2 separate regions of the Homo sapiens genome follow, and region 2 is linked to region 1. A link is an interaction called in ENCODE POLR2A ChIA-PET data of the cell type or tissue named here. Cell type or tissue: HepG2. All regions are shown on one strand.

Region 1 (5,000 bases):
GGAGGCGGAGGCAGGAGAATGGCGTGAACCCGGGAGGCGGAGCTTGCAGTGAGCCGAGATCCCGCCACTGCACTCCAGCCTGGGCGACAGAGCGAGACTCCGTCTCAAAAAAAAAAAAAAAAAAAGAAAGCTACAATGAGATCTTGGGGTTGTTGAGTTGAGGCTCCCAAAGGCATTCAGTGATTGCTATTGACTTGTTCATCACCATGTATAGTCACATGGTATTTTCAGTGCCTAAAAATTTTAAATACAGTTAGTTGTTTTGCAAAAGCTTTTTATAATTCAGCCATTTTACAGTTAAAGATAGTAGCAAACCATTAATATTCAGTTTTGGAGTTCTGTCTTTCTGGGGAGGAAATAGAGCCCAAAATGACAGTGAAAGCTGGTGAGAAAAGGTTTGATATACATGTGATAAACAGGTTTGCTTCTCATTCAGCCTCTGGTAAACTTGGGATGTGTACAACAAATTCTACCTCTGGACTTGGTTAGTAGTGTGTACTACACATCCAGGACTGAAGGGGAGCCTTCCTAAGGATTCTAGGCATGGAGAAAACTAATTCCACACGTCTGCATTTCCTAACAGGATTTTACCCCATCAAAGTAGACCTTTGAAAATGCAGCTGCAAATTGATCTGTTCCTAATACGAATGAAACTGGCCTAAAAATAGGACTTTGGGTCCCATGGGCCTTGTGTGAGTGGTCAGTTTAACCAAAGTTACTTATTCAGCATCACCCATGAGACTGGTGTGGACTGCCAATACAGGAAGAAGGGAATTGTTCTATTTGTGCATAGGAGGGATACTTAGGCTCTGGTCATCTGTGGGAGATGAGTGAAAAGAAGTATAGTTGTGAAGAGCAGTCAGTGGGTTAGGAATCACGCTGCCTGGCTTTGAGTACCATTCCTGGTACTAACTAGCTTTGGGATCTTGTACCAGACTGATCAACCTGGCACTTTGTGCCTCAGTTTCCTCATTAGAATAAGTAGTACTACTGCTTATGTCATTTGTTTACTGTAAGAATTAAATGAATTAATGTACATAATATATAAGAACAATGACTAGCACAAGATAAGTGTTCAATTCATGTTAGTCCACAGAAGAAAAGATTTTAGCCATGTACTGACCATCCCAGTTTGTATCTCCTGCCCTGCCTCTTTTGATTCCTGTTGGAAATGGGAACTGGGGGAGTTGGGAGGGACAAGGAAATCAGGAAGAATTATGTTTGAATACTTTAGTTATTTATTCTGGGCCTCTCTTTTCATTGCTGTTACCTCCCAAGAGCAATTGTCTTGACTTCTCTATTCCTATAAAGATAGGAAAATCCTTTTAGAGTTAACTGTATTCTTTAGTCCTATCTCTCAAATGATGTTCCTTAAAGTTTGCCTTCCAACAACTTTAGCACTTATCTTGCCTCCTCCCAAGCCTCCAACAAGCTTAAACTTCAAATTGCAACCCCAACCCATTAGCAATTTCTGGTCTGCTGAAAAATAAGCTTTGTTTGGACTGTAGCTTTCTGTCTTACAGTTTTCTTGGTGTGAGCCACTCACATAAAACATGGAAATAAATAGAGCTTGGCTGTCTTAGCTAAAATGTGCTTTATATTAAATAGAATGTTTATGATATTTTCAACGTTCTAAAAATACTTGCATGTATTTCTTATTAATGAACCTTGGTGTTCCTAGGAAGGTATTGTCACAAAACTGATTGGATTGGGTGGTAGTTTCTGAGCTGCAAGCTCTTCCGTGTCTTATGTTAACAGTAATAGTAATTATTTGGGCCATGACTTCCAAAAGGATTTTTTGGAAAAAAATTTTTTTTCTTCATCTCTGTGTTGAGGAATATTCATTTTATTATTTGGTGGTTTCTTTTTAGTGGAGAAGAAGCAGGTATATAGGTTTACCTTTCTTCTCTGAACACAGCCTTAAATATGTTTCAATGAATTGTTTTATGTTAAGATGTGTTTTCTTTTTAAATTAGTACCCCCTCCCACTTTTTTTTAGGTGCACCAAATAAAAACCATGATTTTTTTTTTTTTTTCTGTATTATAGGTCCTCTTCCTGATGGATGGGAACAAGCCATGACTCAGGATGGAGAAATTTACTATATAAACCATAAGAACAAGACCACCTCTTGGCTAGACCCAAGGCTTGACCCTCGTTTTGGTAAAGGTTCATCTCAAAACCTTTTTAGATGCTTTTGGTTGCTAATTTTTTTTGTAAATATACTTCGGAAAGCACATTTAAATAAAATCGCATTGCTTTATAGTATTAAAAAATGACCCTGCCCACCCAATGTTTACCAGTAGTGTTTTTATCCTTCTCATTGTAAACTTGAGAAATTTAGATCTGAATCAGATTTTTAGGGCTCCTCAGGTTGGGGTGGGGGAATGTCATAATGGCCGACTAACCAGAATCACTTGTTCCTTTCACATTTTGGGAGAAACACAGTGATTGTTTTTAAAATGTTTTTTTTTTTTAGCTGCAATAATAATCAGGCTGTCATGCAACACCTCAGACCAGGAGTACCAGCTTTTGTCAGTGACCTGATGTCTGCTTGTGCTTAGGTTCTGAGAGTGATGAGTACCATCTTATGCCTGGGTGTTGTAGTGTTTCCCATCCTAAGGAGGAACATGTCACCCCAGAAATGGCCCAGTGAAAGCATTTTGCCCCCTCTTCTGTCTCTCTCGAAAAATAAATGTTTTTTTTTCTTCATTCAGAAAACAAAGAAAGCCATATTCCCCTCCAGATCTCATGAATAAATCACATTTGCACAAAGGAACCCCTCCCCTTCCAAATGTGTACATTTTGATAAGGGTGTAACCAGTTCTTCAGTGCTTTTTAAAAAATGTGTGTGTGTGTGTGTGTGTGTGTGTGTGTGTTTTAAACTGTTTTCAGTTTTTCATTTGGGTTTCTGAGATATTTTTCCAAGGCCATGGAATATGCATCTAAAAAAGAGCAGATAATTGTGGTTTTGAAGCTTCATCTTGGACTAGATGCAGCTAAATGAAAACAATGTGCAGATCACTGAATAGGTCAGACTGAGGGGACTCGGAACCTTTGAAGCTTTACAGGGTTTGACCTAACAACAACTGCGGGGCCCTCACGGGAAAGAGGAATTAACTCTGTGAATGCCATGAAAACACAACCCTGCGGGGGGAAAAAAGAAAAAACTGTATCTGGAGCTGGTTGGATAAAATAACTTCTCCATCGGGAATATTATGAGCAGTTATTTTGTGTCTTATATATACCTTTAAAAAAATAAATTCAAGTTTGCCCCAAACTGACTGAACCCCCTGTTCAAGTTAAGTCAATGGCAGGATCAGGGCAGTGATGTCATTTTGACAGATAACCGGTTTGGCTTAAATACTGTCCTTTTAAGCTTCAAGACCTGTTTGGGTGTTAAAAAAAGTAATGAGGTATGTTAATAATTTGCAACTTCAGATTCTGTTTACTATTTGAATTAGCCCTTGTGATTGGAACAGGAAACCAAGTAAGATAGAGAATTTAATAAATGCGGCCAATTGTTTGGACTGGAACAATAACAGCCATGTTTCCTTAAATTATCTCTAATGAAATGAATGAATTCAGTTTCTCCACATTTTGGAAATTCTGAAGAATGGTGTTGCGGAATTTTTTTCCCTGACATAAGGTTATGAAAGATGATGACGAACGCTTTACCAACTGCAGAGATCAGGAAGAACAAAGCTTTTTAAAGAAAAAAATTTTTTCCTTTAAAACAGTGAAATAAAACAACTTTTCTGTAAGCTTAAGTAGACTATTGATTACACACACAGCTTGGTCTTTTGTTTTAAGAGGAGGAGGTACTTTAAAAAAACACTACCACCCTCCAGCACGTTATGTACACACAGGCATACAGTTAGATGTGCCCAGAAAAAGTTTCATAAAATTCTCTTATTGCATTTAGTTTCCCTTTTTGGGCCCACCGTGTGTGTATTCCAGACAGGCTTGACAATATGCCAGAGCTTTTTATTTTGTGGCCCGACTTTTAATCTGTTCCAGACCTTTTCACTCAGAGAGCTCAAGTGTAACTGAAGGGGGGCAGGAAAGAAAAAAACGTGTGGGTTTCTCTGATCTAGAGTGACAGCAAATAGAGACAAGCTGTTAGCTGCTGGATTTGAAGTTTTCCTTGAAATCAGAAGTTCTGCATAGTGGATTATGTTTTATCTCTGCCAAAGAAATATAAACTATCCCCTTGTTTCTGACCCTTTGGGCCATACAAACACAAACAAATGGTGTAGGATATTGCTTTCATGATTGTGGAGTTTGCTTTTCGATATTCTTCAAATCTATATTAAAATATTTATCAATTTTTGGCTTAAGTCAAGTAGATGTGTGTCTTTCAGTGTCTTAGAATGGGAGCTAAGCCCCTAGAGAAGCTTAATTTTAGCTCCTTCAAACAACCCCTTTTATATGTTTATTTATCAGATGCTTTCAGATTAATTATAGTTAGAATATAGCCATTTGCTTTAAGATTAAACATATTTAGTAATTACACTTCATTTGCTGCATAATAACGTTTCAGTCAGCGGCAGACCACATATACAGTCGTGGTCCTATATGATTCTAATACTGTGTTTTTACTGTAACTTTTCTATGTTTAGATACACAAATACTACCCGTTGTGCTACAGTTGCCTACAGTGTTCAGCACACTAACAGGCTGTACAGTTCTGTAGCTTGGGGCGATAGGCTATACCTTACAGCCTAGGCATGTAGTAGGCTATACCATCTAGGTTTGTGTAAGTACTCTCTAAGATGTTTGCACAGTGACAGAATTGCCAATGATCCATTTCACAAAGCATATCCTGGTTATTAAGTGACACATGACTATATTTATAGTATCAATCCTTCACATCTCACATGAAATTAATGTTATTTATGTAATTTTAGGGAATAAAAGAGTAATTTGTTGTGGATTGGGTTTTTTAATGATTTTTTTCTTTAACATTTAAAAGCTATTTCTTTAATATTTTAATTTTAGA
Region 2 (5,000 bases), 94 kb after region 1:
GGGCGACAGAGCGAGACTCCACCTCAAAAACAAAAACAAAACAAAAAAAAAGGATAGGCGTGTCTTGAGTGCGGCAGATCCAAGGACTTTTACTTACCTAAGGGACCCGCAGTCATTAAAGAGGTGGTGGTGATTTGAGTTGACTTGTGAAGGATGACCAGAGCTTCATGGAGTATTCCAAGGGAAAGGCCTTACAAGTAGAGAGATGAGTAGTCAGCTCTCCACATCCATGAGTTATGCATCTGTGGATTCAACCACTTGCATATGGAAAATATTTGGAAAAAAAATCATATCTGTACTGAACATGTACAGACTTTTTTCTCATTCTTTTTTTTTTTTTTGACAGAGTCTTGGTCTGTTGCCCAGGCTGGAGTGCAGTTTGCCTCCTGGGTTCAAGCAATTCTCCTGCCTCAGCTTCCCGAGTAGGTGGGATTATAGGTATGTGCTACCATGCCTGGCTAATTTTTGTATTTCTAGTAGAGACGGGGTTTCACCATGTTGGCCAGGCTGGTCTCGAACTCCTGACCTCAAGTGATTCACCTGCCTTGGCCTCCGAAAGTGCTGGGTTTACTGGCGTGAGCCACTGCGCCTGGCCTTTCTTTTTATTATTTTTTAAACAATAGTATAGCAGCAATTTACATAGTATTTAAATTGTAGTATGTATTATAAGTAATCTAGAAATGGTTTAAAGTATACAAGAGAGGCCAGGCATGGTGGCTCACGCCTGTAATCTCAGCACTTTGGGAGGCTGAGGCAAGCAGTCGTGGTGATGCACACCTGCAGTCACAGCTACTTGGGAGGCTGAGGCACGAGAATCACTTGAACCCAGGAGCAGAGGTTGCAGTGAGCTGAGATCATGCCACTGCACTCCAGCCTGCGTGACAGAGTGAGACCCTGTCTCAAAAACAAACAAACAAAAGTATGCAAGAGGATGTATGTAGGTTATATGCAAATATTACACCATTTTATATCAGGGACTTGAGCATCCTTGGATTTTGGTATCTGCAGAGGGTCCTGAAACCCCGATGGATACCAAGAGACAACTGTATTTGCAAAGGCATAAAGGCTTGGGAAGGTTTGGCATATTTGGAGAATTAAAAATAATTTTGTATGGCTGTAGGACAAGGTGTGTATGATAAAGCAGTGGGAACCAGGCAAAGAAGATCATTAAAGCCCTTACCAGCCAAGGTATGAAGTTTCCATTTTATTTTATACAAATGTCTATTACAGAGTTAAGGATTCCAGGTCATTCCATCTTCATATCACCTCTGATACCTAACATCATGCCTGGAACACAGTAGGCCTCCTCTTTACACTTTCTAAACTGATTTAAAATAGTTTTTGTCATCTCTAAGTGATAAAATCTGGGGAAATAGAGTTAAAACTAAAGTTAAATCTAATACATTTGCAAACAAATTTCTTATTTCCATGTGTTTGCTTTCATTATTTTAATACCCAAACAAACCCAGATATACAAGAAAATGAGCTATTACTTTTTCACTTTAATTTTATGTTTCTCCATGGTGTAAACATTTTAAAAATCAACTTCATATACTTTTCCAATTTAAAAAAGCTTATGTTTTGTTAATAAAGAAAATAGAAGCCTAAATATTGAAGGTAAAAAGTGATTTCCTCATTAATTTACATTCCCTCTGAGATTTATTGCACAGTAAATTAGTTAATTGCAAACCTTCTAACAATGTTTTACTCCATTATAGATTACTTTGGAAAAACAAATTTGATTTTTCCCTCTTGAACAATGAGTGGTTTATTTTAAAGTAGGTGAAAGGTAATGTGAAGGAAAAAAAAACCCAGCTTCACAGATGTATAGTTTAAAGTTTGCCAAGTACTTAGCAAAGGGTTACACTAACTTCAAACGGTTGGAAAGTATAATGTAATGTGAGAACTCGAAGGTCTTGTTTCTCTTTCAGCTCCCATTCTCACTCAGTCCCCTGCAAACCATCGGCATAAAGAGCAAAGTTTCAGAGATCACATCCTCTAGTGGAGAGCAAATGAACAAAAGGGGAAAGAGAGACGCGATGAATTGCACGTGCGCTATTATATTTGCAAGCGGGTTACATTGTCCTTGGATAAGAATTTTATATTCCCCGTGAGTCGGAGACTCTGTGCTCTGAATTATGTTGCTCAATTCAAGCGATGATCCAAGGCCAATGACAGTATACCAAGCTATCATTTCTTGGCAGGTCGAATAGTCATGTGTATATTTTATGTTCCTTATAAAAGTTAGGCGATATAAATATTGGTGATATGAAAGTTGATATTTTACATAAATTGTCAATTGCTAGTCAAACACGTCAAGGTTTTTTCTTTATGTGGTGGGGCTTTAAAATCTCAGCAGGGAGTTCTTTGAGTTTGAAGTGTCTCCCCTAAGCTTTCCATTTCAGACACTGTTTTTTTCCAAAACAGGTCTCAGTGTGTTGGTGTTTCCAAAGTGCAGATGATTCCTGTTCTTATTTTGTGGCTGTTCTTGCAGAATGCTATCAGCCCCAGATCTAGGGTAGAGGACAGGCTTGATTGGAGCCTTTGCCTGTTACAATGCATGATTCCACCACAGGCCAGCTGTGACCATTCCGCCCAGTGACAGCGTGGTTGTCTTTCCTCATAGGTGAAGGAGGTGACTTCTTATGGGACATGATTTCTGAAGCAGAAGTTTACCTGAGGTTCCTGGAAGAAATGTTTTCCCCACCTGTTGGCTCCCTGAGTATTAACATGCCAGATGCAAAGCTTCATTCATTCTATTAAAATGCAAATGAGCCCAACAGTGTAGTAAAACAGTTTGCTGCTAGAAGTTATTTACAATATTCTAAGAGTAACGCTCTTATTCACCCTAAGCACAGGTTTTAATAAAAAGTGGAAGGGATCGCAAGGGTATTGAGATCTCAGCAAGAGAAGGAAAGGGAAAAGGTTGTTTAAAAACAACATTAATAGAAGACATACCGTATAGAGAGAAAAACGCAGACTGTGCATGTTCAAGATAACTTTCATTACAATTTTGCCTAAGCCAGGGTGAATGCAAATGTTTCAGTTTTAACAGACTGGATCATTCATTCAAAAAGCATTTATTGAGTGCCTTCTCAAAAAAGAATGATAATTAGATTTTTTAAGTTATAAAGAAAATATAAAACCAAAACTGGAGAAATATACGCCAACATTTTTCCAATGGTTCCGTTGTCAAAGTAGAATTAGAATGTAAGTGCAGAGTTAAATTCCATTGTCTATCAAGAAGTAATTGTAAAGGAGCTATGTCTAAAAATGTATCTTTTCAGTGATTTTTGTTCTGAACAATCTTCTGCCTCAAATACATTTTGGATCTATGATTTGCAACCACTTTTTTTTGGTGGGTCAAGATACCAGCACTGTAACTTTAAGAAGTTCATCATTAGCATGCATTTAAAAAAATGTACCAAGTTAAGAAAAAAATTGAATAAATGTACATCTGTCTAAAGCAGGGGTTAGCAGAGTACAGCCTGCAGGTCAAATCCAGTCTACTGCCTGTTTTGTTTTTGTTTTTGTTTTTGTTTTTGACTAGAATGTTAAGATACATTTTTAAATGGCTGCAAAAAAAAAAAATCAAAAGGATAACATTTCATGACATGTTAAAAATTGTCTTCAATTCAAATTTCAGGGGCTGGGTGTGGTGGCTCACACCTGTAATCCCAGTACTTTGGGAGGCCGAGGTGTGTGGATCACCTGAGGTCAGAAGTTCAAGACCAGCCTGGCCAACATGGCAAAATCCCGTCTCCACTAAAAATACAGAAAATTAGCAAGGCCGTGTGCAGTGGCTCACGCCTATAATCCCAGCACTTTGGGAGGCCAAGGAGGGTGGATCATGAGGTCAGGAGTTCGAGACTAGCCTGGCCAACATAGTGAAACTACATCTCTGATACAAACACAAAAATTAGCTGGGCATGATGGCTCACGCCTGTAGTCCCAGCTACTCAGGAGGCTGAGGCAGGAGAATTGCTTGAACCTGGGAGGTGGAAGTTGTGGTTAGCCGAGATCGCACCACTGCACTCCAGACTGGACAACAGAGCAAGACTCCATCTCAAAAACAAAACAAAACAAAAACAATAAAAACAAATCAACAAATCCTGAAACCCTTCTTCCTAGCATTCCCTATCTACATTTTCTGCATTATTTAGCTTTATAGTATTTATCATTAACACAGCCTACATTTTACATATTTTTAAAAAATTGTATATCATTCCTTATTAGAATATTAATTAAATCCCAGGGATTTTTGTCTTTGTTTACTGTTGTATGCTGGAACCTAGAAGAGCATATGACTCCTATATATTGTAGTCGGTACTTGTTTGTTGTGTGTGTTAGTGGCTGAGCCAGGGCTTGTTGCAGACCTGCTTCCATGGTCAGGGAAGCTGGCAAGGTAATGGAATGAATGTGAGACTTTAACATCATATGTGTTTGGGTTCAGATTCTAATCCCAGCCTTTAGTAACTGTTGCAATTTGGAGTAGATTTCACCCAGATATCGGTGATATAAACAAGGAAAATGTTTATTCTTATTATTCTTTTGTGATAAAGAGGTCCAGCATTGATAGAGCAACTCCACAGTCATCAGGGACCCAAGCTTGTTCCACACCCCTTAGTATATGGTTTCCAATGGCCAGGCATGGTGGCTCACGCCTGTAATCCCAGCAGTGGGAGGCTGAGGCTAGAGGATTGCTTGAGCCTGGGAGTTCAGGACCAGCCTGGACAACATAGCAAGACCCCATCTCTACAAAATTAAAAAGAAAATTAGGCCGGGCACATTGGCTCACACCTGTAATCCCAGCACTTTGGGAGGCTGAGGCAGGTGGATCACCTGAGGTCAGGAGTTCGAGACCAGCCTGGCCAACATGGTGAAAACCTGTCTCTACTGAAAATATGAAAAATTAGCTGGGCTTGGTGACGGGCACCTGTAATCCCAGCTACTTGGGAGGCTGAGGCAGAATAACCGTTTGAACCTGGGAGGCGGAGGTT

What was found. ChIA-PET counts read pairs that join two places held together with the same protein. Peaks named below come from ENCODE experiments on the same cell type or tissue, not always from the same donor. Only the 100,000 strongest peaks of a DNase experiment are listed, where the experiment ranks them.
Region 2: POLR2A ChIA-PET joins it to region 1 with 5 read pairs; 3 of 35 experiments call an interaction of 5 or more read pairs at or near these places.

The regions. Positions count from the first base shown.
Region 1 is chr11:102,183,971-102,188,970 of GRCh38, forward strand. It overlaps YAP1 (Yes1 associated transcriptional regulator), which reads left to right. Exons shown (of 9, transcript NM_001130145.3): 4 at 2,048-2,161. Among named protein-coding and RNA genes, the nearest start is that of YAP1-DT, 76 kb to the left of the region's middle. In HepG2, no CTCF peak of the experiment used is centred here; DNase peaks (open chromatin) are centred at 3,051 and 4,041.
Region 2 is chr11:102,277,902-102,282,901 of GRCh38, forward strand. It overlaps LOC105369460 (a long non-coding RNA gene), which reads left to right. Exons shown (of 5, transcript XR_007062863.1): 4 at 1,121-1,188; 5 at 1,932-3,338. Among named protein-coding and RNA genes, the nearest start is that of BIRC3, 37 kb to the right of the region's middle. In HepG2, a CTCF peak has its summit at 2,009; DNase peaks (open chromatin) are centred at 1,940 and 2,490; H3K4me3 peaks cover 1,331 bases.